Regions from separate parts of the Homo sapiens genome. Here region 1 is linked to region 2. The links are chromatin loops, found by intact Hi-C in ENCODE. Cell type or tissue: heart left ventricle. All regions are shown on one strand. Each heading gives the region's core, and the rest is flanking DNA. Links, peaks and the distances in the headings are about the cores only. Region 1 holds the start of LOC105371059 (a long non-coding RNA gene). Region 2 overlaps NAA60 (N-alpha-acetyltransferase 60, NatF catalytic subunit).

Evidence for each region. Hi-C counts contacts between places; a loop is a spot of excess contacts. Peaks named below come from ENCODE experiments on the same cell type or tissue, not always from the same donor. Only the 100,000 strongest peaks of a DNase experiment are listed, where the experiment ranks them.
Region 1: it touches region 2 in a loop (1.9-fold over the local background); 6 of 110 quality-filtered maps call a loop at or near these places.

The regions. Positions count from the first base shown.
Region 1 is chr16:3,356,975-3,372,301 of GRCh38, reverse strand. It overlaps LOC105371059 (a long non-coding RNA gene), which reads right to left and starts at 7,187. Exons shown (of 4, transcript XR_007064949.1): 1 at 7,120-7,187. It overlaps OR2C1 (olfactory receptor family 2 subfamily C member 1), which reads right to left. Exons shown (of 1, transcript NM_012368.3): 1 at 14,996-15,327. It also overlaps the pseudogene MTCO2P28, the pseudogene MTCO1P28, the pseudogene MTND2P34, the pseudogene MTND1P8 and the pseudogene MTRNR2L4. RefSeq lists enhancers at 7,051-7,120, 6,815-8,014. In heart left ventricle, for the core only: no CTCF peak of the experiment used is centred there; a DNase peak (open chromatin) is centred at 7,231; H3K4me3 peaks cover 1,792 bases; H3K27ac peaks cover 1,262 bases; H3K27me3 peaks cover 652 bases.
Region 2 is chr16:3,450,697-3,466,023 of GRCh38, reverse strand. All of the region lies in intron 2 of NAA60 (N-alpha-acetyltransferase 60, NatF catalytic subunit), which reads right to left. Among named protein-coding and RNA genes, the nearest start is that of NAA60, 15 kb to the right of the region's middle. RefSeq lists enhancers at 586-755, 1,163-1,332, 5,524-5,693, 5,630-5,799, 8,138-8,307 and 1 more and a silencer at 7,628-8,377. In heart left ventricle, for the core only: CTCF peaks have their summits at 4,646 (motif pointing right) and 7,951 (motif pointing right); DNase peaks (open chromatin) are centred at 7,563, 8,033 and 8,343; H3K4me3 peaks cover 4,512 bases; H3K27ac peaks cover 5,390 bases.

The DNA of each region.
Region 1 (15,327 bases), core at 3,284-11,283, 93 kb after region 2:
TTTAAATCCTAATCACTCTATTGAACTCCTAACATTACATTAGACTAATCTATTACTTAATAGAAGCAATAATGTTAATATTAGTAACACGAAGACATTCTCCATTGCATAAGCTTATATCAAACCAGAATCCACTGATAGTTAACAGCCTAATATTAATAAAGAATAAATACCCTATTATTTATACCATTAATCCAACACAGGTATGCTCTAAGGAAAGATTACAAAAAGTATAAGGAACTCGGGAAATCTTACCCCACCTGTTTACCAAAAACATCACCTCTGGCTTCACCAGTATTAGAGGCACCGCCTGCCCAGTGACATATGTTCAACAGCTGCGGTATCCTGACATTGTAAAGGTAGCATAATCACTTGTTCCCTAAATAGGGACTTGTATGAATGGCCACACAAGGGTTCAGCTGTCTCTTACTTTCAGTCAGTGAAATTGACCTATCCATGAAGAGGCAGTATAAACAAATAAGATGAGAAGACTCTATAGAGCTTTAATTCATTAATGCAAATAGAAACTCAAAAAAAGCCTACAGGCCCTAGCCTACTATCTTTGCATTAAAAATTTTGGTTGGGGTGCCCGGCGTGGTGGCTCACGCCTATAATCCCAGCACTTTGGGAGGCTGAGACAGGCAGATCACGAGGTCAGGAGATCGAGACCATCCCGGCCAATATGGTGAAATCCCGTCTCTACTAAAAATACAAAAATTAGCTGGGTGTGGTGGTATGTGCCTGTAATCCCAGCTACTCAGGAGACTGAGGCAGGAGAATGGCTTTAACCCGGGAGGTGGAGATAGCAGTGAGCCAAGATCGTGCCACTGCACTCCAGCCTGGCAACAGAGCCAGACTCTGTCTTAAAAAATAAATAAATAAAAAACAAAAAAAATAAAAATTTTCTTTTATTTCAGAGCATAATTCAACCTCCAAACTACCTAAACTAAGACCGCACTAGTCTAAGCAAGTTAACACACACTGACCCAATAATTTGATCAACGGAATAAGTTATCCTAGGGATAACGGCACAATCCTATTCTAGGGTCCATATCAACAACAGGGTTTACAGCTTCAATGCTGGATCAGGACATCCTAATAGTGTAGCCGCTATTAAGGGTTCGTTTTTTCAACTATTAAAGTCCCATGTGATCTCAGTTCAGATCGGAGTAATCCAGGTCGGTTTCTAACTATTTAACATTTCTCCTAGTACAAAAGGACAAGAGAAGCAGGGCCCATTTCACAAAGCACCCTTGCCACCATAAATGATGCTGTCTCAATCTAACAAATCATCACACACTCTACCATCTTAAACAGTGTTTAAGATGGCAGACCCCGGCAATTACCTAAGACTTAAAACTTTAAAATCAGAGGTTCAACTCCTCTTCTTAACAATATGCCTATAATCAATCTTCTCCTACTTATTATTACCACTTTAATCGCTATAGTATTCCTTACACTCATTGAATGAAAACTCTTAGGCTACATACAATTACGCAAAGGACCTAACATTGTAGGTCCCCATGGACTGCTTCAACCATTCGCTGATGCAATAAAACTTTTCGTCAAAGAACCCTTACGTCCCTCAGCGTCTACTATTACCTTTTATACTACTGCTCCAACCCTAGCTGTTTTGATCGCTCTCCTCTTGTGAACTCCCCTCCGCATACCAGATGCTCTAATTAATTTTAATATAGGCCTCCTATTTATACTAGCCACATCAAGCCTAGCCATCTACTCTATCCTATGATCAGGATGAGCATCTAATTCAAATTACACACTAATCGGCACATTACAAGCTGTAGCCCAGACAATTTCATATCAAGTCACTCTAGCCATTATCCTTTTATCAGTTCTACTAATAAGTGGCTCATTTAACTTACATGCATTTATCACAACGCAAGAATTCCTCTGACTGCTTCTACCATCATAACCCCTAGCCATAATATGATTTATCTCCACACTAGCAGAAACAAACCGAGCCCCTTTTGAACTAACAGAAGGAGAATCAGAGTCAGTCTCAGGCTTTAACATCGAATATGCCACAGGTTCATTTGCCCTCTTCTTTATAGCAGAATATATGAATATTATCGTAATAAATGACTTAACTATTACCATTTTTCTAGGAGCACTACACACTATATATTCACCAGAACTCTATACCACAAATTTCATTACCAAGACCTTTCTTTAACCACCCTGTTTTTATGAATTCAAACAGCATATCTCCAATTCCGCTATGACCAACTTATATATCTTCTATGAAAAAATTTCCTACCGCTTACACTAGCACTCTGCATATGATGTATCTCAATGCCTATTCTAATTTCCAGCATCCCACCCCAAATATAGGAAATATGTCCGACACAAGAATTACTTTGATAGAGTAAACAATAAAGGTTTAAATCCTCTCATTTCTAGGACGAAAGGAATTGAACCCACCCCTGAGAATCCAAAATTCTCTGTGCTACCCATTACACCAAGTCCTAAAGTAAGGTTGGCTAACTAAGCTATCGGGCTCATACTCCAAAAATGTTAGTTATACCCTTACTGTACTAATAAACCCATTAGCTCAACTTATTATTTCCCTTACTGTTTTCACAGGAACTCTTACCACAATGCTAGGCTCACATAGATTTCTCATCTGAACAGGCCTAGAAATGAACATACTAGCTCTTATCCCAATCTTAATTAAAAAGATAAATTCAGCCAGGCGCAGTGGCTCACGCCTGTAATCCCAGCACTTTGGGAGGCCAAGGCGCGTGGATCACAAGGTCAAGAGATTGAGACCATCCTGGCCAACGTGGTGAAAGCCCGTCTCTACCAAAAATAAAAAAATTAGCTGGACGTGGTGGCGAATGCCTATAGTCCCAGCTACTCAGGAGGGTGAGACAGGAGAATCGCTTGAACCCAGGAGGCGGAGGTTGCAGTGAGCTGAAATCGAGCCACTGCACTCCAGCCTGAGGACAGAGCAAGACTCCGTCTCAAATAAACAAACAAAAAAAGATTTACAGTCTAATGCTTACTCAGCCATTTTACCCTTTTCCCACTTAAGTTCATTAATCGTTGATTGTTTTCAACTAACCACAAAGACATCAGAATACTATATTTAGTATTCGGCGCATCAGAGGGAATAGCGGGCACCACCTTAAGCCTTCTAATTCAAGCAGAATTAGGCCAACCAGGAACTCTGCTAGGAGATGATCAGATTTACGATGTTACTGTTACCGCCCACACATTCGTCATAATTTGTCTTTATGGTAATACCAATCATATTTGGGGGTGTTGGCAACTGGCTAGTCCCTCTGATGATTGGTGCACCTGATACGGCATTCCCCCGGATAAATAATATGAGCTTCTGACTTCTCCCCCCATCTTTTCTACTCCTACTTGCATCTTCAGTAGTAGAAGCCAGCGCTGGAACCGGCTGGACAGTTTATCCCCCTTTAGCAGGAAACCTAGCAGGAGCCTCTGTGGATCTAACCATCTTCTCACTCCACTTGGCAGGTGTTTCTTCTATTTTAGCGGCCATTAACTTTATTACAGTTATTAACATAAAACCCCCAGCCTTATCCCAATATCAACCACCCCTTTTCATCTGATCAGTCCTCATTCTGGCAGTCCTTCTCCTCCTTTCTCTCCCAGTCCTAGCCGCTGGCATTGCCATATTATTAACTGACCGTAACCTCAATACTACTTTTTTTGACCCTGCTGGCAGGGGTAACCCTATTTTGTATCAACATTTATTCTGATTCTTTGGTCATCCTGAAGTCTATAACCTTATCCTACCAGGCTTTGGGATAATCTCCCATATCGTAACCTATTACTCTGGAAAAAAGGAACCATTTGAGTATATGGGCATAGTATGAGCCATAATATCAACTGGCTTCTTAGGATTTATCATACGGGCTCACCATACATTTACAGTAGGAATGGATGTAGACACACGAGCATACTTCACCTCCGCCACTATAATTATTGCTATCCCTACTGGAGTCAAGGTCTTTAGCTGATTAGCTACACTGCACGGCAGTAGTATCAAATGATCTCCCACAATATTCTGAGCACCTAGGATTCATTTTCCCATTAACAGTAGGAGGTTTAACTGGCATTATACTAGCTAATTCATCATTAGACATTATTTTACAAGACATATATTATGGTGTGGCCCATTTCCACTATGTTCTATCAATAGGAGCGGTATTTGCCATCACAGGAGGCTTTGTCCACTGATTCCCCCTATTTTCAGGTTATATACTTAATCAGACGTATGCTAAAATCCACTTCATCATTATATTTATAGGTGTTAATTTAACCTTTTCCCCACAGCACTTCCTCGGCCTGTTGGTGTGCGTCGACGTTACTCTGATTAACCTGATACATACACCACATGAAATGTTATCTCATCAGTAGGCTCATTTATCTCATTAACAGCAGTCATATTAATAATTTTCATAATCTGAGAAGCCTTTGCTTCAAAACGAAAAGTTCTAACAATTGAACAAGCATCTACTAATTAACAGTGACTTTACAGCTGTCCACCACCTTACCACACATTCGAAGAGCCAATCTATGTGAAAACCTAAACGAAAAAGGAATTGAACCTCCAGAAACTGATTTCAAGCCAATCCCATAACCTGTATGACTTTCTCGATATTAGTAAAATCATTACATAACTTTGTCAAAGTTAAGATATAGGATAAACCCTGTATGTCTTAATGGCTCACCCAGTTCAGTTAGGCCTTCAAGACGCTACATCCCCTATTATAGAAGAACTACTCACTTTCCATGACCACACTCTTATAATTATTTTCCTAATTCAGTTGCTGCAACTCTTTAGAATCACCTCCTGCTAGGTCTGATAAAAACTCTACTCTGGAAACAGAATGAGGTCAGTGTCAGTTCGTTTCTACTTCACTTTCTTAACCCTAGGAAAGAAGGTATAGATTTCTCATGCCATTCAGTCCAGCTGCGTATATGGGACACAATGTTAACCAGTGGAAATAATACAGACTTTATCCTTCAGGTGAATCTGGTTTGAGTCCAAGCTCAACTCCATACTAAGTGATTTGGGGCAAATTATTCAACTCCTGTGATCTGCTTTTTATCATCTGAAGATAATAACAGCCACCTTGCAGGGCTGGGCGCGGTGGCTCACACCTGTAATCCCAGTACTTTGGGAGGCCGAGGCGGCTGGATCATTTGAGGTCAGGAGTTCGAGACCAGCCTGGCCAACATGGTGAAACTCCCGTCTTTACTAAAAATACAAAAAAGATTACCAGGGCGTGGTGGCGGGTGCCTGTAAACACAGCTACTCGGGAGAATGAGGCAGAAAAATCGTTTGGACCCAGGAAGTCGAGGTTGCAGTGAGCCGAGATTGCGCCACTGCAGTTCAGCCTGGGGGACAGAGCGAGACTCCCTCTCAAAAAAAATAAATAATAAATAAATAATACCCACTTTGCAGGACACAGGAAAAGAGTAGAAATATTAGTAAAGTATCTAGTCCAGTGCTTGGCACTCGGAAGTAAATAAATGGTACCTGATGGTAGTAAGAGAAACCCCAACTTGCAGGAACTTCATAGCATATATTACTACTTGACATGTAAGTTTAACGTCTGTCACCCCCCGCAAGAATGTGAGGTTTTTCAGCTCAAAGCTGAATTCTAGCATCTTGAATAGTGTTTAGTGCTAAACAGATATCTGGCAAATGAATGGGTGAAAAAAATAAGAGGAAGACTGGGCTCATCAGACCTGATTAACCAACTGCGCATCAAATACTTAAGCATTATAAAGAACACAAAATGAGGCCGGGCGAGGTGGCCCACGCCTGTAATCTCAGCACTTTGGGAGGCTGAGGCGGGCCAATCACGAGGTCAGGAGATCGAGACCATCCTGGCTAACATGGTGAAGCCCTGTCTCTACTAAAAATACAAAAACAAAAAATTAGTCGGGTATGATGGCAGGCGCCTGTAGTCCCAGCTACTCCGGAGGCTGAGGCGGGAGAATAACGGGAACCCGGGAGGCGGAGCTTGCAGTGAAGCCGAGATTGCGCCACTGCACTCCAGCCTCGGCAACAGAGCGAGACACGGTCTCAAAAAAACAAAAAAAGAAAAAAAGAGACAAAACTAGTCTTCCGCTGAGATGTCTCCAACATCTGCTGTCTCTCCATTTCCGCTGTCATTCCAGGGTAGGGTTTCAGAACCTCAGCACACTGACATTTTGAGCCAGATCGTTTTTTGAGTTCTTGGGGATGGGGAGTGGGGTGGGAACCCCGTGGACCTTGTAGAATGTTTAGCTGCATCCCTGGCCTCCACCCACTAGACGTCAGTAGCACCCCTCGGTAGTGACAACAAAACTGTCTCCAGACAGTGTCAATTGTGCTCTGGCAGGGGGGCGCTGGTTGAGAACCCCTGGTCTAGGGACATATTAGTGCCTTTGCTCACCAAAATTTTCCCTCCTGAAGTCCCCAAGACCTAATTCATCCTTTCCATAGATAATAAACACGAGAGACAGCTGGTCTCTATCCCTCCCAACCATGGAAGGGCACCTGAGCCTAGGTATCGGAAATGTGGAAGAAAAATTTCATGTCCTCAAGGAGTGCACCATCAAAGACAAAAACCCCAGGATGAGGATTGATGACGCCACTACCCCCATCTTCTTGAAGCATCCTAATCCTCTGAACTCTCCGGTCCTGTCTGTAACCTCTCAGGGTGCTCCATCTTAACCCGCCTAACGCTGTAATTTGTTTCTGGTGGGTTTATCCACTCCAACAGTCTGGGGGCTCGCTGAAAGTAAACAGCGTTTCTGTGCTGTCTTCGTGTCCCCACCGCTCAGCACAAGGGCGCAATCGAGCTTTAGGAAACGAGTGTTTTCTTAGCGTGAAGGGCAAAAGGCACCCAGCCCTTCAAAGGAGGCCTCACTGGGGAACCTGAACGGACTGGAGCTCCGAAGGGCAACAAAGCCGGCACTCCGGACTGCCACGTTCCCCACGCGTCCCCAGAGGACCCAGTTCACTCTGCATCACGCAGCCACTCCGAGTTTTTGCGTCCAGGAACCCAGAGTGCAATCTGAAAGTCTCAGGACAGAGAGCAGAGCCACAACCCTTAAGCCCCGCCTCACCAGAAAAGGCCCTCACGAACACGAATCGCCAGCCACGCCACCTTTTCTACTGCGTCACGCCGGAAGCTGTTGCGGAGCACGCCGGAAGCTGTTGCGGGGCACGCCGGGACCTCAAGAGGGCCAGAGGCATGCGCAGTAGCTAAGCCTGTAAAGAGAGGAGCCAGTCGCGCGAGTGTGGTTCTAAAGGACCGCCCTCTTCGCCTGGTTTCCGCCCTTCGCTAATTGACAGCAATTTCATTAATGAAGCCCGCCTTGCGTCATATGCTGAGACCAATCACAATGCCTGAGAACCCAGGGCCCGGATCCCGCTGGGCATGCCATCCTGTTTTACGCGTTAGGTGAGAGTAGCCCTGATAGAAAACGTGGCGCTTGCTGTGTGCCCTGCGTAATTGTAAACATTTACACACTAACTCATACTTACAGCAACCCTACTCAGTCAGTTATATTACCATTTTCATCTTCCAGACGAGGAAGCCAAAACAGAGTTTAAGTGACTTTCGTTGACTAGAACTCGTATCTAATCCAGTGGCTTTTTTTCCCCCCACTCTAAGTTGTTTTTATTTCTTAATATTAAGTAAGTACTGCAAAACGTTCTCACTTAAAACTGAAGTCTCCACGCCAGTAATCCCAGCATTTTGGGAGGCCGAGGCGGGAGGATCACTTGAGTCCAGGAGTTCGATGCTGCAGTGAGAGGTAATTGCCACTGCACTCCAGCCTGGGCGGCTGAGCGAGATTGTCTCAAAATAAATAAATAATAAATAAATACAAATGATTAACAAAATATATTCATACTTTGCCTCTGAAATTACACTCCCTCCCTAGAGAAAATAACTGTTACTGAGGCAGAGGAATAGGGTCTGGAGGCAGGAAACCTAACTGATTCACGCTGACTTCCTAGAACTAAATCAAAAGGAAAACCCCAACTTTCCCTTTCCCCACCTAAGTAAGGAAAGGACCCACTGAAAGGACTGGAGGCTACTCCCTTTACAAACTCCATCACCTCTTCTGCGTGGCAGACAAAAATTTGAAAGTATCAGATGCTTGCATAGCGTGTAACCTTTGTAACTTCACTTCAGCCTCTGGTTGCACAAAGCAACCTAAGGGAACCTAGGGCCGATTACGGGCCACTACTTCATTTACATAGGGTGTACACCAAGTGACCAATAGGAAACCTGTAGAGGGTGTTTAAACCCCAGAAAAATTCTGGCACATGCCTGTTGAGCCCCTATGCTCTGCGGGCTGCCACCTTGTGGAGTGTACTTTTGTTTTCAATAAATCTGTGCTTTTGTTGCTTCATTTTTTTCCTTGCCTTGTTTGTGTGTTTTGTCCAGTTCTTCGTTCCAAACGCCAAGAACCTGGACACCCTCCACTAGTAACATTACTAGTGTGTATATCTTTCTGGTTCTTAATATATAATTTTTTTTACATTTACTAATTCTTGTCGGTTTTTTCCATTTATATATATAATTTTTGTTTTTTTCTTTTCGTTTATATATATATATAATTTTTTAAAGCTGCATTTAGGCATGTACCACCATGCATATTCTTTTTAAAATGTTTTTCCATGCTGCTCCCCACCTCCCCCCACCACAATATATATAATCGACCATTCCTCTTTTGGTGGACATACAAATACTTTTCTAATTTTCACGTGTGTGTGATTCCGGATTGGGTATTCTGGGTATATTTTGAAGAGGGAGCTACTAGATTGAGATGTGGAGTGTGAGAGAAAGAAGAGTGGAGGATCATACTAAGGCTTCTATGTAGTCTTTCTGCCTTCAGTCTTGCCCCCCTTCATTCATCCATCATTTATGAAGGCCCTGGTAGCACAAAGGAGTAGTACCTCATCAGGATATAAATACAGGGAGTGGGATGTGAAATAGGTTGATGACACTTCTAAGAAAAGTATGCCATCTTTGATTAAGAATAACCATGGAGGAGTTTTTTAAACACATGCATTTCTTATGTGGATTATCTATTTTGATTCCTACAATGTTCCTGCCACCTGTTATAGTCATTTTACAGATGATGAGACAGAGTGCTATAAAGAGCCACTGACTACCCTAACTAATTAGTTGCAGAGTGCACCCAAATACTCAAGTTCTTGACTCCCAGAGTGTTGAACTTTCTGAGGCACCTTGCTGCCTTTCTATTCAGAGGGCAGGGTAGTAGATGACTAAATGGACAGAAAAGAGAGAGAGAAAGAGAAAGCAGAGCCTGAGTGTGGGAAAAAGCAAGGGCAGAGCACTGCTTTGCATGTCAGATATAAGTATATACATATATATACACACATATGTATTTCTCTTTCTCTCTGTGGCCTGTGGGTTGGATACCCTTATTATAAACCATTAAATAAAACAGAAAACCTTAATTGCATAAGATAGAACCAAATAAATGAACAAATTGAGTTTAATTAGTAGCAGGATATTTACATAGTTTCAAAGTACTTCCCCATAAGACACTTATTAATTACAAAGAGGGAAACAATGGGAAAGCTGGTCAACACAATCTTCATTTAGTGATCCACGTAACACCATTAGAAATGAAAACAACTGAAATATACACCCCCTGATAGGACACAATGAGAAGAATGCAACCTCCCATCTGTGATATTCCTGCCAAAGATGCTAACCTGAGTCTATATGTGAAGAAACTTCAAACCCAAATGGAGACATTGTCTACCAGATAACTGGCTAACAATCTTTTATAGTGTGGCAATCATGAAAGTCAAGAAAAAAACTGAAGAACCATCTCAGACTGACAAAGACTAGAGACATGACAACTAAATGCAATGTGTGATTGTGAAGAAAATTCTTTCGCTATGAAAGGCATCGTTGGGACAGTTGGCAAACATTGAACGGGGTCTGCAGATTAGATAATGAAATGTATTAATGTTCATTAAAAAAAATTTTTTTTTGAGATGGAGTCTCACTCTGTTGCCCAGGCTGGAGTGCAGTGGCATGATCTTGGCTCACCGCAGCCTCTACCTCCTGGGTTCAAGCAATTCTCTTGCCTCAGCCTCCCGGGTAGCTGGGATTATAGGCATGTCCCACCATGCCCAGCTACTTTTTGTATTTTTAGTAGAGATGGGGTTTCACTATGTTGGCCAGGCTTGTCTTGAACCCCTGACCTCAGGTGATCTGCCCACCTCGGCCTCCCAAAGTGCTAGGGTTACAAGTGTGAACCACTGTACCTGGCCCATTTTTCTAATTTTGATGGTTATATTGTGGCTCTGTAGGATAATGTCCTTGTTTGTTGAAAACACACCACAAGATATTTGGGGAAGACAGGGTGTCAGGTTGCTAACTTACTCTCAAATAATTGGAGGTCAGGGGAAGTCTTTGTTTCATGCTTCCAACTTTTCTGTAAGTTTGCGATTGTTTTTACAAAAAAGAGTACGCACAGCTTTAGAGTCAAGACGATTATGCTTTGATTCCCTACCCTACCAAAGCATGATCTTGGGCAAGTTTCCTTTTATGCTGCAGTGTCCTCATCTTAAAATGAGGACTAGCATATGCAGTAAGCCGAGATCACGCCACTGCACTCTAGCCTGGGCGGCAGAGCGAGACTCTGTCTCAAAAAAAAAAAAAAAAAAAAGAGGACAAGCATAATAGCAGGTGGCCCATGGATTGTGAGGATTGAATGAGTGGAAGTGTGTAGAGTTTAGATCCTCATCTAGCAAATGGTGAATACTCAGTACACTTAGCCACCGTTGGTCAAATACACTAGACCTTTTTGCAAAGTCATTAATAGAGCTTCCAAATTAGTCTATTATTTAATTATGTATCTATTTGAGACAGAACCTCACTGTGTCTCCCAGGCTGGAGTGTTGTGATGGAATCACGGTTCGCTGTAGTCTTGAACTCCTGGGCTCAAACGTTCCTCCTGCCTCACCATCCTGAGTAGCTGGGGATATAGGCAAGCACCACTACACTCAGCTAATTTTTAAATTTCTAGTAGAGACGGGATCTCAGTATGTTGCCCAGGCTGGTGTTAAACTCCTGGGTTCAAGCGATCCTCCCTCCTCGGGCTCCCAAAGTGCTGGGATTACGGGTGTGTGAGCCACTGCGTCCTACCATAGTCTCTAATTCAGAGCTCACATACTAAAGTGTATATGCAGCAAGCCAAAGTCACTTTTCAACTTCTATTTCTTCCCGGTTCCTTGATTCTAATCTTTCCTAATCTTTCCTGGACTTGAGCCTGAAGGCTGAGAAGAATGGAAAAGGATTGACTGTCTTCATTGGCAGCTTCAGAATTTGCTCATTTGAGGTATTCAGGCAGCCTTTGATACCTTAAACGGAAAGGTATGGGATCCAGACAGACTCTGAGAAGGGCTCTATGCGATGGGCTCTCAAACTCACTTAAATCCAGTGAGCAGATGAGCATATTCAAATGCTTTTCATTTCTATTTTACTAAGGTTGGTGAGTCTTTCATAGGTCTTGGTGGTTTTAGTGTTTTGTTGTTGTTTGTTTGTTTGTTTGTTTTTTAGACAGAGTCTCATGTTGGCCAGGCTGGTCTTGAACTCCTGACCTCAAGTGATCTGCCTACCTCATTCTCCCAAAGTGCTGGGATTACAGGCGTAAGCCATTGTGCCCGGCCCTTGGTGGTGGTTTTGTCTGTCATTTCCTGAATTTCCAACTGAACAAGACACCAAACATATTTTTTTCCTGGACACCTAGAAATAGGACTCCAAACCCTCAATAACAAGGAGCTTGCTTTATATTTGCTTCTTTTCCTCCCAAATTTTGACCTTGTTTCATGAACACCATTGAGAATGGAACATAAGCGTATGTGTGTTGACGAAGTTATATGCGATCCCTGTGATGTATTCATTTCCTCACCATAGCCAGTCAGCTTGTTCTTCTTCCTCTAATTCCCTGTGTCTTACCACACCCAGAACTCTGTGTTAGTTACAAAATGTCCAATTTTTTCCATATGGAGGCTCTACAGCACTCATATGTCTCAGGAATACCTGTCCATTTTCTTCCTATTTCCTCCCAAGTTATTTCACAACTTAAATGAATTGACTGGAGGATGCAACTGTTCAGTCTCTTGGTACTGTTCTCATAACGTAATCAGCTGGCATTTTGGTTTATATAACAGCTTTAGGAACTTGGTCATTGTGAACCTACTTCTTGAGAACTTGACCTAATCTGAGTGTACTGATCAATGAAAATGTTGAGCCTGGCCATGTGCAATGACTCACACCTGTAATCCCAGCATTTTGGGAGGCTGAGGAGGGTGAATCGCTTGAGACCAGGGGTTTGAGACCAGCTAGCCAACATGGTGAAACCCTGTCTCCACCAAAAAAAAAAAAAAAAATTGGCCTGGCATGGTGGCATACACCTGTAATCCCAGATACTCAGGAGGCTGAGGCACAAGAATTGCTTGAACCCAGGAGACAGAGGTTGCAGTGAGCTGAGATCGCCACTGCACTCCAGCCTGGGCAACCGAGCAAGGCTCTGTCTCAAACAAAACAAAACAAAACAAAACAAAACCAGTGTTGAGCCTGCAAGACTCTGGACTTTAATAAATTCGCCAAGATAATGTTAACAGTTGTCTACTTCTGGAGACGTATTTGAGTATTGCTGTATGAGGAACTGGCAAAATGGCTTTGATCTGCTATTGGAAAAACAAACTCATGACAGGACAGTATGATTAGATGTCTTTGGAAGGAATTATGGTAATGTGGAAAAGGGAACATTTATCATTGTTTGTTCAATGCTGTCCAAGGGATGGGATGACCCCAAAGTGGCAAACATGAAGACGGTCCATTTGACAAATTTAGTTCTTAGCAAGATAAAGGAGGACTCATGAAGCTTATTAATTATATTTGCTAAACACTTATTGAGTATCTACTATGTATAAGGCATGTGTTTCAAAATTATGGGGACACAAAGCCAAAGCCCCTTTTGAACTAGTTCTAAAACCTATTGATTCCCTTTTCTATGGTAATGTAGTTGTCATGCAACTTTCTTATATTAACCTAGCTTCTCTGTCTGGGAAAATAGTAAATGAATCGTGGTAACAGGTGGGGATCCCTTTGGCAATTCTAGGAATGTGCAGAATCACAAATTGGCATTCTGATCCCAACATGTGAGTTCCTGAAAGATGAGTAATTAATTGTGTGCTGAACTGATTGCTGAATTTTAGGAACTGCAGGGCTTCAAGACTAGATCTTGAGGCAGAGAACATACTTTATGGATGGATGATCTTTCCTGGGGTCTTAAATTTGCATAAGGAATCTTAGGACATTCCATTATCCACTGACCAGACTAGCATACCCAAATGCTGGTAAGACATCTGATGTCTGGGACTTTTGGATGGGATGATTTCAATAAGAGAGTAGCAAGGGACCCTCTTTGGCTAGAATCAAAAGGCAAATGACCTTTTTGTTTTGTTTTGTTTTATTTTTGGAGACAGAGTCTTGCTCTTGTCACCCAGGCTGAAGTGCAGTTGTGCAATCTCAGCTCACTGCAACCTTAGTTCACTGCAACCTCCACCTCCCGGGTTCAAGCAAGTCTCCTGCCTCAGCCTCCCAAGTAGCTGGACTATAGGTGTGCACCACCACACCTGGCTAATTTTTGTATTTTTGGTAGAAATGGGGTTTCACTATGTTGGCCAGGCTGGCTCAAACTCCTGACCTCAGGTGACCCACCCACCTCAGCCTCCCAAAGTGCTGAGATTACAGGCATGAGCCACTGTGCCCAGCTGCAAATGACCTTTTTAATCTTTTCTTTCTTTTTTTTTTTTTTTTTTTTTTTTTTTTGAGATGGAGTTTCGCTCTTATTGCCCAGGCTAGAGTGCAGTAGTGCAATCTCGTCTCACGGCAACCTCCACCCTCCAGCTTCAAATGATTCTCCTGCCTCAGCCTCCCAAGTCGCTGGGGTTACAGGCACCCACCACCATGCCCAACTAATTTTTTTCATATTTTTAGTAGAGACGGGGTTTCACCGTGTTGGTCAGGCTGGTCTCGAACTGCTGACCTCGTGATCCACCCACCTCGGCCTCCCAAAGTGCTGGGATTACAGGCGTGAGCCACCGTGCCTGGCTTAATCTTTTATTATTAAATAATAGATTAGTAGAAGAGAAATTGGAATATAGGCATAAGGGAGAGGGTAAACAAGATGATGGAGAGATATATGGATGGAAAGTATGGACAGATATACTACATTATTATTATTGTTATTATTATTATTATTGAGACGGAGTTTTGCTCGTTACCCAGGCTGGAGTGCAATGGCACGATCTCAGCTCACCACAACCTCTGCCTCCCGAGTTCAAGCGATTCTCCTGCCTCAGCCTCCCGAGTAGCTGGGATTACAGGCATGTGCCACGATGCAAGGCTAATTTTGTATTTTTAGTGGAGACAGTGTTTCTCCATGTTGGTCAGGCTGGTCCCGAACTCCTGACCTCAGGTGATCCACCCGCCTCGGCCTCCCAAAGTGCTGGGATTACAGGTGTGAGCCACTGCACCCAGTGGTATACTGCATTATTAAGAAGAGACAGGCCAGGTGCGGTAGATCACACCCATAATCCCAGCACTTGGGGAAGTCAAGGCAGGAAGATTACTTGAGGCCAAGAATTCTAGACCAGCCTGGGCTGTTAACAGAGTGAGACCCCATCTGTAAAAAATAAAAATAAAAATTAGTTAGGTGTGGTAGCATGTGCCTATAGTCCCAGCTACTCAGAAGACTGAAGGATTGCTTGAGCCCAGGAGTTGAAGGCTGCAGTGAGCTAAGATCATGCCACTCTACTTCAGCCTGGGCAACAGAGCAAGACTCCAACTCTTAAAAAAAATGAAGAAGAGACAAAAAGAGGTAGGCAAAGATAATGACAGATAGGGTAAAAACATGAATTGTTTGGGTCTTCATATGAAGTTAATAATACATGGCTTGATTTTATGGAATTATAGTAACATTATGTAAGATACTGCAAGTGGAGGTGCTTTGCTTAGAAAAGTACAGAATTCTGCAGAAATATAAGGCATATTAAATAACATGTGGGCAACAGAGACAGAGACAGTGAGACAGGTCTGTCACAGGTCAATAACCTCTGAGCCCTCAACAACATGTCTCCCCTGCTATCGGTAGTCCACAGTAGGATTTTTGGTAAATAAGTGTAGAACATTACGAATAACACTAACCATGTTCCCAACAGCTTAGGGCTGTCAGCTTAGGGCTGTCAGGAACATGCCTTGGTTTTAC
Region 2 (15,327 bases), core at 4,027-12,026:
CAGTTAACAGCAGCAACGGCCACAGGTGTTCCGGCAAGGTCCCGGGTCCTGACTCAATCTTCCCTGGGTTGAACGTTCTGTCACGCCTTACATTTCAAACTGAGAATCCATTTAGTCATTAATTTATCGCAATTGCATTGAAAATTCAGGCCCTACCCTGGGTATCGGGGTCTCAGCAGTGAGCAGAGTCAGATTCTCTGATTATATGGGGCGGACATACCAGGGTGTCATGGTGCTTTCTGGCACCATTACCTAAGTACTCACAAAACCCACTGCTTTTGCTAGAGGAATCTCACGGCAAACATGAAAAGTGCCATCCCCTGGGCTGAGCAGGGATGCTCCCCCACCGCAGGGGTCACACAGAAGAAGGCAGGGATCCATCCCTCTGCATCCTCCTCGAAACTGCACCCAAGACACGCAGGGTCCCCCCAGAGAGGAAGCTGTCTGAGGTTGCTGTACTAACCCCCGTCTGCAGCCTGGGGGACAGCACCTTCCCTGCTCTTGAGCCAGGGCTGGATTGTGGTGGGGGCAGCCGGAAGGACGACTCACCTTTTGTGGCCCCACTCAGTCAGTGTCAGAAGTGGCGATGACAAGGACGAAGAAGGGATGAGGAAGAACAGAGACAAGAACATGACCCAAGAGAAGGACAGAACGCTAAACCGGGGACCAGAAGATGTGCTGCCAAGATGGGACCCCGTGGCTGCCTCTCTTGCTTCGGATGAGTTTCCTTTTTTCTTTTCTTTTTTTTTTTTTTTTTGAGACAGAGTCTCGCTCTGTCGCCCAGGCTGGAGTGCAGTGGCAAAATTTCGGCTCACTGCAAGCTCCGCCTCCCGGGTTCACGCCATTCTCCTGTCTCAGCCTCCCGAGTAGCTGGGGCTACAGGCGCCCGCCACCACATTCGGCTAACTTTTTGTATTTTTAGTAGAGACGGGGTTTCACCCTGTTAGCCAGGATGGTCTCAATCTCCTGACCTCATGATCCACCCGCCTCAGACTCCCAAAGTACTGAGATTACAGGCTTGAGCCACTGCACCCGGCCCCTTTTTCTGAAATAGAAAATTGGGGTGAAATGAGCCTCTGCTACCAGATCTCACATTCCCACTGAAAGAGCAGCTTGAGACAACTGAGGTGTGGGCTGGACGGAGCCAACAGGGTGGCTGCCAAAGCATCACCTTTGTCCCAGCGATGCTTTCAGCTGGGATCTTGCAGGCAACCGCCTGATAGGTTGTGCCTGGAATATATTTCCTAACTCAGATTGAGTGAATGGGTCAACCTGTTTGGTTTAAAAACAAAACAACAACAAAACTACCTGTAAATAATACCAGGTTTGGGGGCACATGGGAGTCAAATGATAGTAAAACGTATTTACTTGAACAGCATTCTTGACTAACACCCAAGACTGGACCCTGTTTAAGGCTCAACCAAGAATCTGTCTGTTCTCGGAGAGAAAACTTAAGGCTACAGGAAACCCTCTGTACCGCCTAGGAAGCAGCGGGCGAGATGGACACAGCAGCTCCTCAGTTTAAAAGGAGAAAGCCCAGCAAGAGAGGGTCGGGTTTCAGAGCACTTCCTGTCCCCACTTGCCCCTCCCTGGCTTCTTCCCTTTCCCTCACCATCTGCTGGGTTTTGTTGCCTTTTTGCTTTTTACTCTCTGCTTCTCTGGGTTTGCACTTAAGATCCTCTGGAATCAAATAACTATCAAATATAAATCTAGCTGGGCGTGGTGGCTCACACCTGTAATCCCAGCACTTTGGGAGGCCGAGGCAGGCAGATCACTTGAGGTCAGGAGTTCCAACATGGGGAAACCCCATCTCTACTAAAAATGCAAAAATTAGCCAGGCATGGTGGCTGTAATCCCAGCTACTTGGGAGGCTGAGGCAGGAGAATCGTTTGAACCCAGGAGGCGGAGGGTGCAGTGAGCCGAGACTTCATCACTACACTCCAGCCTGGGCAACAGAGTGAGACTCTGTCTCAAAATAAAATAAAATAAAATAAAATAAAAGTAATCCAAATTTCTGCCTGAATCTGCCCCAGCAATTGCAGCAGACGGTTCCATTCTGTATCACTTGTTTCTGTATTACTGGATCTTTTTTTTGCAATAACCTTGGGTTGTTTTCATTGTCAGAAAAAAGTGAAGATGTTGTATGTCAAAATGACGAACACACACATAGATTTCTTTCTCTAAGAGACAGGATCTCACTATGTTGCCCAAGCTGGTCTCGAACTTTAGGGTTCAAGGGATCCCTCAACCTCAGCCTCCCAAATAGCTAGGATTACAGGCACAAGCCACCAAGTCTAGGTTGAATTTTTTTTTTTTTTTTAAGTAGAGACTGGGTCTCCCTATGTTGTCCAGGCTGGTCTCCAACTCCTGGACTCAAAGGATCCTCATACCTCAGCCTCCCAAGTAGCTGGGATTACAGGTCTCAGCCACTGCATCCGCGCCAGCTTGCATTTTTTTTTTTTTTTTTTTTTTAACACAGGGTCTCACTCTGTCACTCAGGCTGGAGTGCAGTGGCACGATCTTGGCTCACTGCAACCTCCACCTCCTGGGCTCAAGTAATCCTCCTGCCTCAGCCTCCGCAAGTAGCTGACAGTACAGACATTAAGTTACTACACTCAGGTAATTTTTGTTTTTTTTTTGTAGAGACGGGGTTTCACCATGTTGGCCAGGCTGGTCTCTAACTCCAGAGCTCAAGTGATCCACCTACCTCGGCCTCCCAAAGTGCTAGGATTATAGGCATGAGCCACCGGGCCCGGCCTCAGCTTGCATTTTTATATTAAAATAACCTCACAGGCTGCTTTTAGTTAGCAACAGCTTGGGTATTTAATAGTGTGTTTTCAAATTATGAGTAGTGTTACCCATTTTGCTCTAAAATAGACTCAGCGCTGACTCTGAAACTCTGTGCCTTGGAGTAGCATGGTGTTTTGTGCACTCATCCCGGAAATAAATGTTCTAAACACAGAGTCAAAGTCGCAAAGAAACAAAGAGGAGGCTGTGGACAAGGGAGGCCAAGCAGCCTGTATTCCTACATAACCATTAAAGAACAATTTGCGTGGCTATATAAAATCTAATTTTAAAAAATATTTAGAAATTTTAAGACAACCATTTCAAAAAAACATTTAAAAAAGGCATTTTCCTTTTCTTGAGTAAGGGGAGTCCTTTCAGGCCTTTGTTTTAAATTTGTCAAAGCAACCCATGTTCATAGTAAAGTAAGAATTCATGTGCAACACAAAGCAAAAATTCCGAATCCTGTATGCGCCCCATCCCTAGTATAATTACTATTAGTGGTTTCTTGTGCTTACAACAAGAAAAACGCTTTTCTTAATAGAAGAGGGCTTGCCTGGTAAGGGGGCCCATGGGTCTTCTGGCGTTGGGGATGTACAGGTTATGTTCATGCCATGTCAACTCATCAAGCAGTGCACTTTTCTGTGTGTATACATCAATGAAAAGGTTAAAAACGGGAGGCCAGAGGAGATGCAAAGTAATCTGAAACTAAGTAGAAAGAGAAGGGCAGCAAGTGACAGACTAGCAAGACATTCTGAATGTAACAGACTCTGGAAAGAATAATCTCTGAACAGTTTACAGCAGGAGTCAGAATGAGCTATCTTCTAGAAAGAAATAAGAATGGAACAGCATTCAATAGAACACCCATGAACACCAAAGGAATGAGGGAAATATTGTTGCATTAACATTTTCCAGAAAAGAGCCCTTTTTGGTACCTAAGGGAGAATTACCCAACTACTATTTTATAAAATGAAATTATTTTCTTCAATAGTTAGTTGTTTTCAAGATGGGCCCCAGTGTCAATACTTTGCTGGCCAAATCGACCCTATTTCAGGAATACAGTAAACAAAAAAAGAGAAATGCCATTTGCTTTTTAATAACAGTAACTATACCACAAAAAATAGCACTGAAAGGTTTTTTTTTTTTTTTTTTTGATATAAGGTCTGGCTCTATCACTCCGGCTGGAATGCAGTGGCACCATCTCAACTTACTGCAACCTCCACCTCCTGGGCTCAAGCCATCCTCCCACCTCAGTTTCCCAAGTAGCTGGGATGACAGATGCGCACCACCATGCCTGGCTAATTTCTGTATTTTTTTAGAGATGGAGTTTTGCTATGTTGCCCAGGCCGCTCTCGAACTTGTGAGCTCAAGCGATCTGCCCACTTGGCCTCCCAAAGTGCTGGGCCCCTGTGCCTGGCCAAGAATATTTTTTTAACATGGTTTGTCAAACACGAGAAAATGCCTTTCTTTTGTTTTTCTGTGGAAGCAAAGGGAACATTTCTCAAACATTTGTTCTGCATGTCTGTCCACAACCACCTCCTCTTCATTGCAACTTTAAATCTTTGTTTAGAATGTTTATTTCTGGCTTCAAAGCACAAAATACATGCTATTCCAAGTGTATGGGGGTTTAAGAGTCCATTTTGGGGCAAAATGGATAATAATTTCACTCCTAACTTGAAGAGACATTGCAACATCTCTAAGCTGTCGCACTCATAGCCAGTTCTCGCGATGGCTTCTCCCTGGCTGAGATAGAGATGGGGAATCCCGTCTGAGCTGCTGACAAGGTGGGACTAGGGAGTGGCCCTTGTTTGCTTCCCTCTATCTGACCATCTCAGCTTAGAGCTGTGGCACCTTGGGGTGACTGGCACCTCTCTGCCCACCTCCGCAGGGGGGCACTCTGGCTCCATTAAGCAGCATTCACTGTTGACAAGGACCCCAAACCACTTCCTGCAGAAAGCCCTGGCTCCCCCGGTTCAGACCCCCTTCCTATCACTCCCACAAGCACTACGCAAATGCCTTAGTGTTCATAGCAGAATGTTAATCCTATTATATGCCCGTTTGGTTTTCAAACACAGGTCTCTCTTTAATCAGCAGTGTAAGATATTTGGGCTTCTGATAAGTCCTGAACTGTCCTGCCAGCCTCCTATCAGAGGTCATGCTAAAAAGAATGATATAGAGCCTGGCAAACTCACTCCTGTAACCCCAACGACTGAGGAGGCTGAGGTTGGAGGATGGCTTGAGGCCAGGAATTTGAGACCAGCCCGGGTGATACAGCAAGACTCCGTCACTAAACATATATACATACATACATATCAAAATAATGATATGTAGGGAAGGAGTCCTGATCCTGGATCATTCTTTGCACTTCAAGGCACTCACAACTATTTGCTGAATCAAATTCGGCATTTGAACTTAGCCAGAAAGAGACAAAGGACTTTCAGCATCTTTTTGCAGATCAGCATTTTACTTGAAAGCACTTCACATGGACATAAGCAGAACCAGCTTCGATGCAGGGTCCACACCCCAGCCTTGCTTTCTGCAAACCAGGAAAAGAGGTGTAAAAGCCATGAGGGCGGGCTGGATGCAATGGCTCACGCCTGTAATCCCAGAACTTTGGGAGGCTGAGGCGGCGGATCACTTGAGGTCAGGAGTTCAAGACCAGCCTGGCCAACATGGCAAAACCCCGTCTCCACCAAAAATACAAAAAAATTAGCTAGGCATGGTGGCACATGACTGTAATCCCAGCTACTCAGGAGGCTGAAGCAGGAGAATCACTTGAGTTTGGGAGGTGGAGGTTGCGGTGAGCCGAGATTACGCCACTGCATTCTAGCCTGGGCGACAGAGTGAGAACCTATCTCCAAAAAACAACAACGACAACAAAAAAACAAAAACAAACAAACAGTCATGAGGGCTTCGTGGATTCCTTCCAAAAAGAGATGGATAGGGGAGATAATGGAGATGACGCAGATGTGGAGGAGCTGCCATTTAAGAAAACAGTGTCTGATAAACAGCCAGCTTTCTATTCAAGTGAGAGATGTCACCAAGCAAATGGGACCTCTGGGCTATTTCAGCAGAGCAAGGCCATGCACTGCCCTAACTCAGAGGGCTGAAGCCTCTTCTCTGCATCTATCTGTTCCCTATGGCTGCAATGTGACCATTCTGGATTCTGTATCCACCTCGTCTAACCACCGCTAACAGGTACACCCCGTCTCCAGTTACGAGCACCCAGTTAGCAAGAACAGGGCACAATCCCTCCTGGTCTCCTTTTAGGTGTAAGTATCTTTTATCATTCAAATCTCCTCACATCCAGGAACTTTCTTCCATTCTAATCTGAAGCATGCTGTTGCTAAGCAACCCAGATAAGTCACATCTAAAGATACTCTCCATACTGTCCCGGCCTGGTCAAAACAAACACGGCAACAAAGTCACTTCAAGTTACAACCAGGAGAGGCTAAAGATAGGACGGACACAGACCTTTTAAAAAGCTGTCTGTGTGTTTTATTCTGGCATGCTGATACCAGACCATGCCTTGACTTTGCTACTTTCAGTGTAAACCATTGTCACAGAAACCCACAGTGTCTGCAACTTCAGTAAGATGAAACTCCAGCAAACCACAGCCCAATCATGCACGCCCCATTCTCCAAGGGCAGATCTGCACATTAATGTAGAAAATCCCACAAGAAGGGAGATGAAGACTAGCCTTCACTGCTGTGATGAACCTGTCTGTTTGGAAAGATAACTGGGACTTATACAGCAGTCTCCCTCGAGTTTCTTCTGGTCTTTAATCTCACCTTCTCTAACTGAACTTAAAGCAGTTCACTGATATGTGTGTATTTATTTGTTTTTGCCCCAGATGCTTTTTAATTCAAAGATGTTGAAGACTCCCCCTCTCCCTGCCTGTGAACACTGACCCATATATCATAGAATTTCTACATCACAGTGCTACATGGACTGCCGCATTTCTAGAGTCGACCTTTGGAGTCACATGACTTTCATGGTTCACTCAGTTAAGCATTAACTAAGGGTTTTATGCCTTCAGTGCCCTGGTAAAAGGCAAACATCTGTACACGGCAATGTTCTCTCCAGTTCTGGCACTCTGATTACCACTCCAGATACCAAAGCGAACTACTCTGTTGGGCTGTTAACCTTTTCTTTCAAGATAAATGAGTGACACAAAAGTGTACGCCTCAAGGACTTGGCAGAGTGAAAACAAACCCACGAAACGGCCAATGTCCACGTTTACTGCAGAGTACCCCTTGCCTGATGTCCAGACCCTGGGTCCTGTCTCCGTTTGGGCACACAGATTTGTGGGTGGTCGTCCAGAGAAGGCCCACCACTTACCCCCAAATTTTCCCAGCAGGACAAACCACAAAAGCTACAGATTCCCTTTACTCCCTGGGAAGTACCCAATCTGGAGAAGAAAGTCGGAGCTGGGGGTGTGGGTTCTGTAGGGCCGGTCTGTAAAGGGCCAGGAACGTAAGGAATTTGTCTTAACAACGAAAGCTGGGAGAATAAGACTAGGAGGAGACCTAGACGGAGCCCCTGGCTTTCAGGAGTTCAGAGGAGGGCAAACAAGTCGCAGATGACTCCAATCGGCGCAACAAGTACCAAAACAGGCCCTGACCAGGCCAGGCGAGAGCGGGGCGAAGGCGGAAATCGCTGACCCGACGGAAATGGCCTGGCCCTTCACCTCGCGCGACACCCCACAGGGTACCCATGAGGACCACCCTCTAGTTGCAAATTGTCCCGACCACTCATCGCGGGGTCGGACACTGACGCAACCCCCAGGCAGAAGGCCCGACTCCCACCCAGCATGAGAGCCGCGACCTCCTCAACCCTCGTCCCTGGCCAGCGCCCACTCCCCGCCGCCGTCCCCGAAACCGGCTCCCGGGAGGACCGTGCGCCGGGGGCGCGGGCGCGGCCGGGCCTGCCTCACCAGCGCGCTCGTACCCGGTGGGCGCTGGCCCCCCTGACCCCGGCGCGGCCTCCCCGCCTACCCCGCCCCCTCGGCGCCCCGCCGCAGGTCCGAGCCCCGGCGGCCGCCCCCCGCCACCTCACCTCGTGGGGGAGCCGGCGGCCGCTGGGGGTGTTGTAGGGCTCAGCGCATCCTGGAGGCGAAGGGAGCCGGGAAGTGGGACCGCGCGGAGCCCGCAACGAGTTATGTAACCGGCAGGGGCCGCAGCCGGGACGGAGGCGGCAGCCCGCGGCACTTCCGCCTCCCGCTCCCTGCCGGCAGCGCAGCCCGGAAGCCCATTGGCCGCCGCCCCCACGTGGCCCCGCCCCCTGAGGCCGGCGCTGCCGCCATGTTGGGAGCGGGCAGGTTGGGAGCGGGCAGGCTCCGTGCGAAGCCAGGCCCAGGATCCCGTATGCGGGGCACTGGTGAGGGCCGGCTCCTTCCCTGTCCCTCGCTCCGGGAGGTCGCCGAGACATGGCCGGCCAGACCTCTGGGCTCCCCGGCCTAGCGTGTGCGGACGCCGGTGGCGCGGTTTCCGGGCCGAGGTCCCGCGGCTCTACCGAGTGGCCCCCCCGCACAGGCCCTGGCAGGCGCATCCTAAGCTCGCGAGGGCCTGCAGCGCCGGGGCTGGCCAACAACTGAAAGCAGGTGCACAAGGCTGGCTCCTGGCCGACCACCCGGAGCCAGCTGGCAGCACCACCCCGCGACGACACTGGATTCTCAGCCGTCCGATTCTGGCGAAAGGCAGTTTAGGGCTGTCCCTGAGTAAAACAGGCAACTTAAGCTGCCCTCCGGTTGTAGGGGTTCTATAATGCAAGATCTAACGCGAAGTTTTTGTTGTTGAGACAGGGTCTCTGTCTCCCAGCCTGGGGCGCAATCTCGGCTCACTGCAGCCTCCAACTCCTGGCCTCCGCCTCAGTCTCCCAAGTAGCCGAGACTACAGGTGTGAACCACCATGCCTGGCTAATTAAAAAACAGGTTTTTTGGGTTTTTTGTTTTTTTGTAGGGATGGGAATGTCATTATGTTGCCCAGGCTGGTCTTGAACCCCTGGCCTCAAGTGATCTGCCCGCCTGGGCCTCTTAAAATACTGGGATTACTGACGTGAGCCACCACGACCAACCTGGGCTGTATATTTCAACTCCGAGCTTTCCAGAATCCAATTTGAAGAGAACTGGTTATAAGATTCGAGTCTTGGCTGGGTGTGGTGGCTCACGCCTATAATTCTAGCACTTCCGGAGGCCGAGGTGGGTGGATCACCTGAGGTCAGGAGTTCCAGACCAGCCTGGCCAACATGATGAAACCCTGTCTCTACTAAAAATACAAAAAAATTAGCCAGGCGTGGTGGCATGTGCCCATAATCCCACCTACCTGGGAGGCTGAGGCAGGAGAATCGTTTGAACCCTGGAGGTGGAGGCTGCAGTGAGCCGAGATTGCGCCACTGCACTCCAGCCTGCGCGACAAAAGCAAAACTCCATCTAAAAAAAAAAAGATTTGAGTCTGCGTGTCAAACTGTCCCCTAGTATCCATTGTCCTACTCTGCCATCTTCTCCTTTTAAAAAATAACTGCTTTATCATCATCTAGTAGTAACAGAATCCCACCCCCTTCAGCAGGCAGATCACTGTCAAGCTAGGCTTTTATTTCTCAGCCTCTCCTGCAGCAGGATCAGGCTATGTGCCAAAAGTTTCACCAGTGAACAAGAGAGAGCACAATGTTGGCAACTTCTGTGTCATGTGCTTAAAAGAATATTGCTAAATTGTTAACAACTGGTGAAGCGCATTATTCTTTCAAAAATTGAGGAGGTTTGAAATTTTCAAAATAAAAGATGGGGTTAAAAAAAAAAAGGAAATTGCTCGCTCTGTACTTCCTCTCCCCTTTCCCACTGGCTAGAAGATGGATGCCGTGGGGAGCCCAATCAATCATAAAAACAGGCAAAACTCAGGTGCCTGCTACTCAGTGCAGTCTGCGGTCCAGGAGCAGCGGCATCACCTGGGAGCTTGCTAAAAATGCAGAACCTCAGGACTCAGTTGGACTGAGTCAGAATGGGCACTTAATTCAGAATCTGCATTCAACAAGACCCCCATGTGAGTAACAAGCACAGTACAGTTTGAAAAAACACTCCCTAAGTAACAACAGAGTAACAACATTCTATTGTTTCCACGGGGTGTGTGTTTGTTTTGAGACCGTGCCCGGCTGTTTCCAGGGTTCTAAATACAGCACCGTTAAGATGAACTGGCAAACAGAACAGCATGTACATCCCTTCAAACTTTACTCTTTTTTTGGGCAGGGCGCGGTGGCTCATGCCTGTAATCCCAGCACTTTGGGAGGTCAAGTCGGGTGAACCATGAGGTCAAGATATCGAGACCATCCTGGCCAACATGGTGAAACCCCGTCGCTACTAAAAATACAAAAATTAGCTGGGCATAGTGGTGCGTGCCTGTAATCCCAGCTACTAAAAGGCTGAGGTGGGAGAATCGCTTGAACTCAGGACGTGGAGGTTGCAGTGAGCCGAGATCGCGCCACTGTACTCCAGTCTGGGACAGAGCAAGACTCCTTCTCAAAACAAAACAAAACAAAAAAACCCAAAACTTGGGCCGGGTGCAGTGGCTCACGCCTGTAATCCCAGCACTTTGGGAGGCCAAGGCAGGCGGATCACGAGGTCAGGAGATCAAGAGCATCCTGGCTAACACGGTGAAACCCCGTCTCTACTAAAAATACAGAAAAATTAGCCGGGCGTGGTGGCAGGTGCCTGTAGTCCCAGCTACTTGGGAGGCTGAGGCAGGAGAATGGCGTGAACCCAGGAGGTGGAGCTTGCAGTGAGCTGAGATCGCGCCACTGCACTCCAGCCTGGGTGACAGACAGAGCGAGACTCCGTCTCAAAAAAAAAAAAAAAAAAAAAACTAAAAACTCTTTTTTGGCTATGCCCGGTGGCTCATGCCTGTAATCCCAGCACTTTGGGAGGCTGACGCGGGTGGATCACTTGAGGTCAAGAGGTTCGAGACCAGCAGACCAGCCTGGCCAACATGGTGAAACCCCATCTCTACTAAAAATACAACAACAAAAAAAAATTTGCTGAGCATGGTGGTACATGCCTGTAATCCCAGCTATTCGGGAGTCTGAGACATGAGAATGGCTTGAACCCGGGAGGCCGAGGTTGCAGCGAGCCGAGATCGCACCATTGCACTCCAGCCTGGGCAACAAAGTGACAGTCTCAAAAAAGAAAAAAATACTCCTTTAAAACACAAATGAGAAAATAACTATTTCTCCACGGCTTATGTGTGAGGCATTGTGTTAAACATGTTATGCAAGATCTCATTTATCTTCACAACGGTTCATTCGGTTAGGCACCATGTGTCACTACAGGAGATATTCAAGGTTATTTGTACACTAAAAAAACTTCCACCCTTTCTCTTTGTGTTTGTGGCACAGACTCTACCCCTTGTTCCAGTGTGTTCCCTAACTGGTTTAACCCATTAAGGTCATCCCATTCTCCCTTGGCTCTGTGATGAGTTCAGAGGACCCCTGCCTAAGCAAGTCAAGCAGAGGGACATCTGCCGGTCACAGGGATGGTTCAGGAATGGGTTGATCACCATCGACTTCAGGGCTGATTGGTCCTCCACCTCTTTGCTTTCATGGTTCCTTTCTCTCTCTCTTTTTTTGCTGTGTTTGAGTGTTTCTTCCACTTGATCTAACAGGCTACTCAGTTTGTGCTGACCATTCTCTCCTTCAGTTTATCTATTAAACTTCTGATTTTTTTTTAAGCTTTTTGGTTCCATAAAGTTTTGCTATAATTGAATCTCTCGCAGAAATTCTGTTTCACCAGAACTCCTTATTTATGAGAGTCTGTCTGCTCCTTCTCCCTCTGGCTCTAAGGCCTCTTCCAGCATATTATCGCTTTTCTCTTGCCTATTTACTCATGCCTCCTTTCACCCTCTGGCCATGGGTCTAGCACAGACACCTAACGGCACTCCCAGTGGTGGGAAGCCAGCAGGCTCCTGCAGTGTAGCGACATACCAAGCTGCCAGGTCATGGCACTTGCCTGTATCCTAAATTCCTGTATCTTCAGCTGCACAACCCTCTTTCAGCCTTGGAGATAGGGAGGCAAGCAGGCTTCTCTGGCCCAGGTAGAGCAACAAGCTACCATCTACACGGTCAGCCTCTGCCCTTCCTCTCTTAAGTCCCATGAATCTCCAAGGCCAAGACTGCTCCTGAAATTAAGTCATTTTAATTTTCACCCTAGGCCTCTTTCCGACAATCCCCAGGCTCTCATTTACCCATAGAGGAACTAAGTCCAGTATCCAACCCCAGGTGATTCCAACCACCACCTCCCACAAACCCATGCCCTGCTCTGGATCCTGGACACCAATGGCCCTACGCAAGCTCTATTTGGGAAAGGTAGTAGATGGATGGGGTTGGGGTGGGAGGAGAGCAGGGACTGGGGATCAGGTTTCCCCACTGAAACCTACACATTCAGGTCAAAAACAATATTGCAACTTACAATCTTGTACACAAATCTGCATACGTTCTGATTATTTCCTTAGGGAAAATGCCTAGAATGTTGGTTCAAATTATTATTATTAGCTGGGTGCAGTGGCTCACACCTGTAATCCCAGCACTTTCGGAGGCTGAGGCAGGCAGATCACCTGAGGTTGGGAGTTCGAGACCAGCCTGACCAACATGGAGAAACCCCATCTCTACTAAAAATACAAAATTAGCCAGGCGTGGTGGTGCGTGCCTGTAATCCCAGCTACTTGAGAGGCTAAGGCAGAAGAATCGCTTGAACCTGGAAGGCAGAGGTTGTGGTGAGCTGAGATCATGCCATTGCACTCCAGCCTGGACGAGAGCGAAACTCTGTCTCAAAAAAAAAAATTTTTTTTCATGATTTCATTATTGGAGACAGAGTCTCACTCTGTTGCCCAGGCTGGAGTGCAGTGGATCTTGGCTCAATGCAGCCTACACCTCCCAGGTTCAAGCGATTCTCTTGCCCCAGCCTCCTGAGTAGATGGGACTACAGGTGCATGCCACCATGCCCAGCTAATTTTTTGTATTTTTAGTAGAGACAGGGTTTCACCATGTTGCCCAGGCTGGTCCTGAACTCCTGAGCTCAGGCAATCTGCCTGCCTCAGCCTCCCAAAGTGCTAGGATTACAGGCGTGAGTAAAATTATTTTTAATTAACCACATTTAACTTTGGAAACAAACCCTAGATTGCCTGCCAGAAAGTTTTACCAATTTATTCTCATACCAAGAGTGTGAAGACTCTACACCCACTATAGCAGGGCAAACGGCCCGCAGCCTCACCAACATAGGGGATTAGTCTTTTTTAATTTTTTTGAGACAAGGTCTCACTCTGTCACCCAAGTTGGAGTGCAGTGGCATGATCACGGCTTACTGCAGTGTCGACCTCCTGGTCTCAAGTGATCCTCCCACCTCAGCCTCCCCAGTAGCTGGGACTACAGGCACGTACCACCACACCCGGCTAATTTTTCATTTTTTTGTAGAGACAGAGTCTCACTATGTTGCCCAGGCTGGTCTCGAACTCCTGGTGCAAGTGAGCTGACCACCTTACCTCCCAAAGTGCTGGGATTACTGGTGTGAGCCACCATGCTCAACCAAGCATTCTTTTTTTTTTTTTGAGACGGGGTCTTGCTCTGCCCCTCCGGCTGGAGTGTGACACAATCTTTGGCTCACTGCAACTTCTGCCTCCTGGGCTCAAGTGATTCTCGTGCCTCAGCTTCCTGAGTAGCTGGGACTACAGGCACCTGCCACCATGCCCGGTTAATTTTTTGTATTTTTAGTAGAGATAGAGTTTCGCCATGTTGCCCAGGCTGGTCTTGAATGCCTGAGCTCAGGCAATCTGCCCACCTCAGCCTCCCAAAGTGCTAGGATTACAGGCATAAGTAAAATTAGTTTTAATTAACCACATTTAACTTTGGAAACAAACCCTAGATTGCCTGCCAGAAAGTTTTACCAATTTATTCTCATACCAAGAGTGTGAAGACTCTACACCCACTACAGCAGGGCAAATGGCCCGCAGCCTCACCAACATAGGGAATTAGTCTTTTTTAATTTTTTTGAGACAAGGTCTCACTCTGTCATCCAAGTTGGAGTAAAGTGGCGTGATCACGGCTTACTGCAGCGTCAACCTCCTGGTCTCAAGTGATCCTCCCACCTCACCCTCCCCAGTAGCTGGGAGTACAGGCATGCGCCACCATACCTGGCTAATTTTTTATTTTTTGTAGAGGCAGAGTCTCACTATATTGCCCAGGCTGGTCTCGAACTCCTGGTGCAAGTGATCTGACCACCTTACCTCCCAAAGTGCTGGGATTCTGGGATTACTGGTGTGAGCCACCATGCTCATTTTTTTTTTTGAGACAGGGTCTTGCTCTGTCCCCCAGGCTGGAATGCAGTCGTGTGGTCTCAGCTCACTGCAATTTCTGCCTCCTGGGCTCAAGTGATTCCGCTGCCTTAGCCTCCCGAGTAGCTGGGAGTACAGGCGCCTACCACCAAGCCTCACTAGTTTTTGCATTTTTTGTAGAGACGAGGTTTTGTCATGTTGCCCAGGCTGGTCTCCAACTCCTGAGCTTAGGTGATCCACCCACCTTGGCCTCCCAAAGTGTTAGGATTACAGGTGTGAGCCACCACACCTGGCCAGGTATTATTCTTTACCTTTCTGCAATCTAACTGAAAAAGGTCTCATTGTTTTAATGCACATTTCTCAGTAAGTTTGATCACCTTTTCTATTTTTGAGGCATTTATATGTCATCTTTTATAATGAGTGTTACAGATGTATCTAACATATTTTGGTTTTGGTTTAACTTGGGGGAGTTTTCTGACAGTAAACATTTTTATTTTTAGAAGTAATGCATGCCTGTGGTAAATTATTTTAAAGCAAAACAAAAGGATACATTGGTGAAAAATAAGTTACCCTCCCTCCAACTCAGTACCCAAGTTCTCCAGCTAACTCATCTTACCATTTTCCTGGTATCCATTCAGAGATATTATTTACATGGACAAGTACTATATTTTCATAAATAAAAGGCGTGCAAGTGAAATGGAGGCTGGGCTTAGATACTGGATTCTTTTCATTTCTTCCTTCCCCATTCTGGGTACAAATGGTGACCAAGGAAATGTGTTATTACACACATCCTGCCTTTGAGGAGTTACGTGATTACAAGACAATCTGATAAGCACTGCAACAGAGGTGTTTGTTGTACAAACAACAATGGAGCTTCTAGAATGGAACAGAGTAAATGCATTATTTACTAAGTGTCTGCTATACGCTAAACACTGAGTTATAATCCCTCCTGCATGTTCTAATTGACTTCTAACTTACAATGCTTGTACTGTACATTCTAATTTACAATGGCCTTGAAAGTTCAGTATTGTTGTCCTCATTTTACAGATGATGAAACACCCACCCAAGGCTTCTATACCATGCAGAATGATGCCTCTCTCCACTGGCTGCCCTGAGCACATGCCATGAAGAATGAAAGCCAGGAGACAAAGGAACAAACTAGTTCATCATTAAAACCTGTATGCTTTCCCTTGGATCACAACTTTCTTTTTTTTTTTTTTTTTTTTTTTTTGAG